Linked DNA regions of Homo sapiens: region 2 is linked to region 1. Evidence: chromatin loops called from intact Hi-C (ENCODE). Cell type or tissue: CD4-positive, alpha-beta T cell. All regions are shown on one strand. Links, peaks and the distances in the headings refer to the core of each region. The heading gives the core; the rest is flanking DNA.

Region 1 (2,900 bases), core at 166-2,665:
CCCAGGCTGGGGTGCAGTGGCGAGATCTCAGTTCACTGCAACCTCCACATCCCGGCTTTAACCGATTCTCCCATCTCAGCCTCACGAGTAGCTGGGATTACAGGGCTGCATCAACACACCTGGCTAATTTTTGTATTTTTAGTACAGATGGGGTTTCACCATGTTGGCCAGGCTGGTCTCAAACTCCTGACCTCAGGTGATCTGCCAGCTTCAGCCTCCCAAAGTGCTGGGATTACAGGCGTGAGCTACCACGCCTGGCCTTGGCCATGTAGATTTCTTTCACACCTTCCTTATTCCTTCTTCAGAAGCTGAGGCCCCATGAGGGGAAGCTGGTAGCCAGGGGTCTTTTCAGGTACCTGTGGCCAAATTAGGCCCAGATGTTAATGCTCTCATCCATGGCTGAAAAAGGCCAAGAAACTAAGAAGAGCTGTGGACGCACAGACTGGCAGAGACACCGAGAGGGCACTGCGACCGCACTGCACAGATGAGCAAAGGAAGGCCAACTTCAGCATTCCCTCCTCCTCTCTAAGCCCCTCCAAAAGGCCTGCTCAGGGAGCTCTGGCCACCGTTCTCAAGCAATTGCCTGACGTTTTTACTGACACTGAGGGCTGGAGATGGTCCCTTTTCCAGGCAGCTATGTGTCCATTTCCTAGAGAGGGAAACTGAGTCCCAGAGAAGGCGGGTGTGGCTGGAGGCCATGGGTCAGTCATAGGCATAACCATGCCGTGAATAACCGTCTTGGCACTCTCTGACTTCTTTCCCTGGCAATACAACGGATCCCAGTGCCCATTTGTCACATAAGGAAACTGAGGCTGGCGTCTTCGATGAAGCCTGGCAGGAGTGGGGGTCACACACGGAGTGCAAGGCTGTCCAAGCCTTCAAGGTCATTCTGACTGATCTTTGAGCCTTAGCAATACAGGACGTGGGTCCAAGAGCATTTCCAGCACAAAATGGCGCCTCATAGAAAAATGTAGTCGGAGTTCCAGCGCCCACCTCCACCACGGCTCAAAGGAGGGGGCGCGGGCGGCAGCGCACACTTCATTTGCATATACAAAAATCAACGGATTTCGTTGGCTGGCAGCGGTTTGATCTGCACGAAACTGGGTCGCCCTCTGACCGGTCTCTATCAGTCATTGGCCCATGCGAGTCTCGTGACCCACCAGTCACTAAAGCGCATCCCTATTGGCCCGAGCGCCTTCCATCACGCGTTTAAAACCCCGAGTCCCGCCTCCCCTCGCCACGCTCCGGCCCCCAGGAAGACCGTTAGTCGCGTGCGCGACTTCCTCAGCGTCAGGGCGCGCCCGCGCGTATGCCGGGCCGTGGCGGCGTCTCATTCAAACGGTCCAATCAGCGGCCGCGTCGCCTTCCCCGTCCCCCTTCCTCTCTTCTTCCCCTTTTCAGCCCCTCCGTTCTTTGAGAACCCTCCCGACCCCCGCGGGCCCCCATTGGCCGGCCCGCTACCCAGCCCTCTCCGCCACTTCCCTCGCTTCTGACCATAGTTTGCGGGGAAGGGAGCGAGCGCGTCGAAAACCAAGGAACGTGCGCGCTGACGTCACGGTTGAGGCTCGGAGCTGAGGGGCCGCGGAGGGCGTGGCCTGCGGGCGGTTATAAAGAGGCAGTGGTGCGCGCGCGGCCGGCTCAGTGCTGCCGGGCACCGGGGCGGCGGGTTGGTCTACGCTGTGCGCGGCGGACGTCGGAGGCAGCGGGGAGCGGAGCGGGGCCGCCGGGGCCTCTCCAGGGCCGCAGCGGCAGCAGTTGGGCCCCCCGCCCCGGCCGGCGGACCGAAGAACGCAGGAAGGGGGCCGGGGGGACCCGCCCCCGGCCGGCCGCAGCCATGGTGAGCACGGGCGATGAGGCCCATGAAGGTGGTCGGGGGTGTCCCTGAGGGAGGAGGTGGAGTCTCAGGGGCCTCCGACGGGCGGCCTTGAGGGGTTTGAGGGCCAGCCTGGGGGTCCCTGACCCGGGATGGGCCCGAGGGCCTTCCCGCAGGCGGAGCAGGAGCTCGGGCGGCCCGCAGTCTCCCTGGCGGCGAGGGCTCCGGGCGCTTTGCGGCCCGCCCATGGGTGTTACCAGGAGCAAGGACGCCCCGCCGCCATCTCCAGACCTGAGCCGGGGTTTCAAGGATGCTCTAACCAAAAATTAGTGGAGAAGGGGGAGAGAGTAGATCTCTGGCCTACGTGGAACCACTGGGGACCAAGCAGGGTTAGGAGCGGGCTTTGGGGGGGGGGTTCTGGGGTGGGTGGAGTTATCTGCAAGCCCCCCCGTGAACCCGCCCCCATTTCTGTTGGAAACTCTGCCTGGGCTGATGGCCTGAAGCATCCTGGGTGAGGGTCTGGGAGTTCAAGGGTGATTGACAGCCTGGGGCCACTGAGTCAAGACTTGGGCAGTCTCAGCATCTTTAGGCCCTGCGGGAAGCCCAGCTCTTAACACTCGCTCACCCTGCTCTCCCATCCGTGCCCAGAACTCCAACGTGGAGAACCTACCCCCGCACATCATCCGCCTGGTGTACAAGGAGGTGACGACACTGACCGCAGACCCACCCGATGGCATCAAGGTCTTTCCCAACGAGGAGGACCTCACCGACCTCCAGGTCACCATCGAGGGCCCTGGTGAGTTTGGAAGGAAAAAGAGAAGGGGCTGCTGCTTAGATCCTCCATCACCCTGCTCTAGATCACCCTAGCGGGAAGTACCCATTACAGGCTGGCCTCGTGTCAGGTGTTGGGATGCATTGGTGGACAGGGCAGGACGCCACAAATGACAATTATGTACTCTTTTCCCACAAGGGTTGAGAAATATCTGGTCATTGAGTTAGTATATCATGGGACGGTACTCTAGATTTGAAGCAAGGCTTTCAGACATGGCTTCCCTGGACCTGAGGGTGGGTAGGAATTAAGTAGGAA
Region 2 (2,900 bases), core at 124-2,623, 220 kb before region 1:
GGTTCCAGTGAGCCAAGATGGCGCCACTGCATTCCAGTGTGGATGACAGAGTGACTCTGTCTCAAATAAAAATAATAATAAGAAGAAGAACATGTCCCTTGTAACTTTAGGTTTGCAATCTAAGTCTAGCTCCTAAAACTAAAGTCTGTTAGGTTTCCCACTGATAATGCTTATCTTCCCAGGTACAGAACAAAAACGATGAGCTCAATCATTCTTCCATCTGTCACCCTCTTCCCACCTGCCTTCCCTCCTTTAAGGAAATGTATAAATACTAAGCCTCCTGAAAACCTTTCCATAAGCCACAGAGGTTTTCTGTGACTCTTGCCTTTCCCAGGTCTGCCCTCAAGCTCTGGATATATAAGCTCTGGAGTGATTGAGGCTCTTGCCTCAGTAACTTATTTTGGTTAACAATGATGTCACTTCCCTCTGCAAGGCTATGTGATGGAGGGAAATGATATCCAGCTCTAAAGATAACCTAAAGAGGCCGGACGGGGTGGCTCACACCTGTAATCCCAGCACTTTGGGAAGCTGAGGCGGAGGATCATCTGAGGTCGGGAGTTCGAGACCAGCCTGACCAACATGGAGAAACCCCGTCTCTACTAAAAATACACAATTAGCCGGGCGTGGTGGCGTGTGACTGTAATCCCAGCTACTCAGGAGGCTGGGGCAGGAGAAGTACTTGAACCCAAGAAGCGAAGGTTGCAGTAAGCCGAGATGGCACCATTGCACTCCAGCCTGGGCAACAAGAGTGAAACCCTGTCTCAAAAAATAAATAAATAAAATCAAGTAGGTGGCCTCAGCCTTCTCAGCCGGCCAGGATATGCTGGGCCAACTCCTGGAAATGTTGGGAACAGTGGGCAGAGAGGCAGTGACCGTCCACCCAGCTGGTTAGCCAGTGTTGGCAGAGGCTGCTGGAGTACTTAAAAGACCTTTCCACTGGACCACACACATGTTCATATCATAGGGCCAGGAGGATGCTGAGTGTGAGACATGATGCTGTGTGAAGTAGAGCAGGCTCGTGAAGGTTTGTAGGAACTCAGGGCAAGGCTGGGAACTGGGCCCTCTTTCTTTGCCTCCTCCTGAGCTGTCTTCTTAAACCACAGTACTACGTGTGTAGGGCACCCCCTGGTGGTCAATAAGGTAATGACAGTTTGGACTTAAGGATACAAGTGAGGACAAAATAGGTGAGCAACTCATCCTGGTTTGGGAGAAGTCCTGGGACTATCCAGTTTTAAAACTGAGAGGAAAAAATAAAGAAGAACAAGGCAAGAAAATAGATGTCTTAGATTTGGCAAATCACCACCATCTGGCTGTTGACAAGGAGACAAGTTATTCCCATTTTATCGATGGGGCTGCTGAGACCAGAGAGTAAACTGCCCATTCACAAAGTCCAGCAGGTGCAGAGTTAAAATAGATTACCCGCCTCCTGAGCGAGACTAACGGGGGAAAGAAGACCAGCAGTTACCCTAGGTGGCAAGTAAATCTTTCTCACTTTTTTTTTTTTTTTTTTTTTTTTTTTTTGAGAAGGAGTTTCGTTCTCGTTGCCCAGGCTGGAGTGCAATGGCGAGATCTCAGCGCTGCTCACCGCGACCTCCGCCTCCCGCGCTCAAGCAATTCTCCTGCCTCAGCCTCCCGAGTAGCTGGGATTACAGGCATGTGCCACCACTCCGGGCTAATTTGTATTTTTAGTAAAGACGGGGTTTCTCCATGTTGATCAGGCTGGTCTGGAACTCCTGACCTCAGGTGATCCGCCCGCTTCGGCCTCCCATAGTGCTGGGATTACAGGCCTGAGCCACCGCACCTGGCGGATTGATCTTTATTGGACACCTGCTGCGACAGGGAACCCTCCTAGGCCTCGTGGGGGCGACAAAGACCAAAATATCAAAATGTCTCACCCACCTTAGAACCTGGAAGAAGCAGGTAGGGACTACTGTGTTTCCTCTAGCCTGCAGAAGCTCAAGTTCAAAGACTCGTTCAGCCTCACTAAGGAACCTTACGTAACTCACGACTAGAATTTGGAAGAAGGCCCTTTGGTTTCTCAAATTCAGCAGTAACATTTCACAGATAAGGAAACTGAGGACCAGAGAGGTTGAATGAAATTATGGCGATAGGCCTGGTGCGGTGGCTCACGCCTGTAATCCCAGCACATTGAGAGGCCGAGGTGGGTGGATCAGGAGGTCAGGAGTTTGAGCCCAGCCTGGCCAAGATGGTGAAACCCCGTCTCTACTAAAAATACAAAAATTAGCTGGGTGTGGTGGCAGACGCCTGTAATCCCAGCTACTCGGGAGGCTGAGGCAGGGAACTGCTTGAACCCAGGAGGTGGAGGTTGCAGTGAGCCAAGATCGCGCCACTGCACTCCAGCCTGGGTGACAGGGCAAGACTCCGTCTCAAAAAAAAAAAGAAAGAAATTATGGCGGCTAGACACGGTAGCTCACGTCTGTCATCCCAGCACTTTGGGAGGTCAAGTCGGGAGGATTGCTTGAGCCCAGGAGTTCAAGACCAGCTTGGGCAACATGGTGAAGCCCTGTCTCTACAAAAAAATACAAAACAGCCGGGCATGATGGCGTGAACACTTGTAGTCCAAGTTACTCAGGAAGCTGAGGTGGGAGGATCACTTGAGCCCAGGAGGTCGAGGCTGCAGTGAGCTATGATTGTGCCACTGCACTCCAGCCTGGATGACAAAGCAAGACCCCATCTCAAAAAAAAAAAAAAAAGAAAGAAAGAAAGAAACAAAGAAAGAAAGAAAAAGAGACCGGGCGTGGTGGCTCACGCCTGTAATCCCAGAACTTTGGGAGGCCGAGGCGGGCGGATCACGACGTCAGGAGATCGAGACCATCCTGGCTAACACGGTGAAACCCTGTCTCTACTAAAAATACCAAAAAAAAAAAAAAAAAAAATAG

What was found. Hi-C counts contacts between places; a loop is a spot of excess contacts. Peaks named below come from ENCODE experiments on the same cell type or tissue, not always from the same donor. Only the 100,000 strongest peaks of a DNase experiment are listed, where the experiment ranks them.
Region 2: a loop joins it to region 1, with 2.4 times the contacts of the local background. A loop is called at or near these places in 11 of 110 quality-filtered maps.

Annotation. Positions count from the first base shown.
Region 1 is chr19:55,406,524-55,409,423 of GRCh38, reverse strand. UBE2S (ubiquitin conjugating enzyme E2 S) reads left to right here and starts at 1,636. Exons shown (of 4, transcript NM_014501.3): 1 at 1,636-1,837; 2 at 2,462-2,609. The coding sequence starts at 1,835. It overlaps LOC105372462 (a long non-coding RNA gene), which reads right to left and starts at 1,279. Exons shown (of 3, transcript XR_936075.3): 1 at 1-1,279. RefSeq lists enhancers at 878-987, 1,009-1,303, 1,660-2,173 and silencers at 1,408-1,457, 1,468-1,527, 1,538-2,007. In CD4-positive, alpha-beta T cell, for the core only: no CTCF peak of the experiment used is centred there; DNase peaks (open chromatin) are centred at 527, 1,213 and 1,553; H3K4me3 peaks cover 2,100 bases; H3K27ac peaks cover 1,492 bases.
Region 2 is chr19:55,630,784-55,633,683 of GRCh38, reverse strand. No RefSeq gene overlaps it. Among named protein-coding and RNA genes, the nearest start is that of ZNF784, 7.7 kb to the right of the region's middle. In CD4-positive, alpha-beta T cell, for the core only: CTCF peaks have their summits at 1,102 (motif pointing left), 1,316 and 1,839; DNase peaks (open chromatin) are centred at 1,103 and 1,863.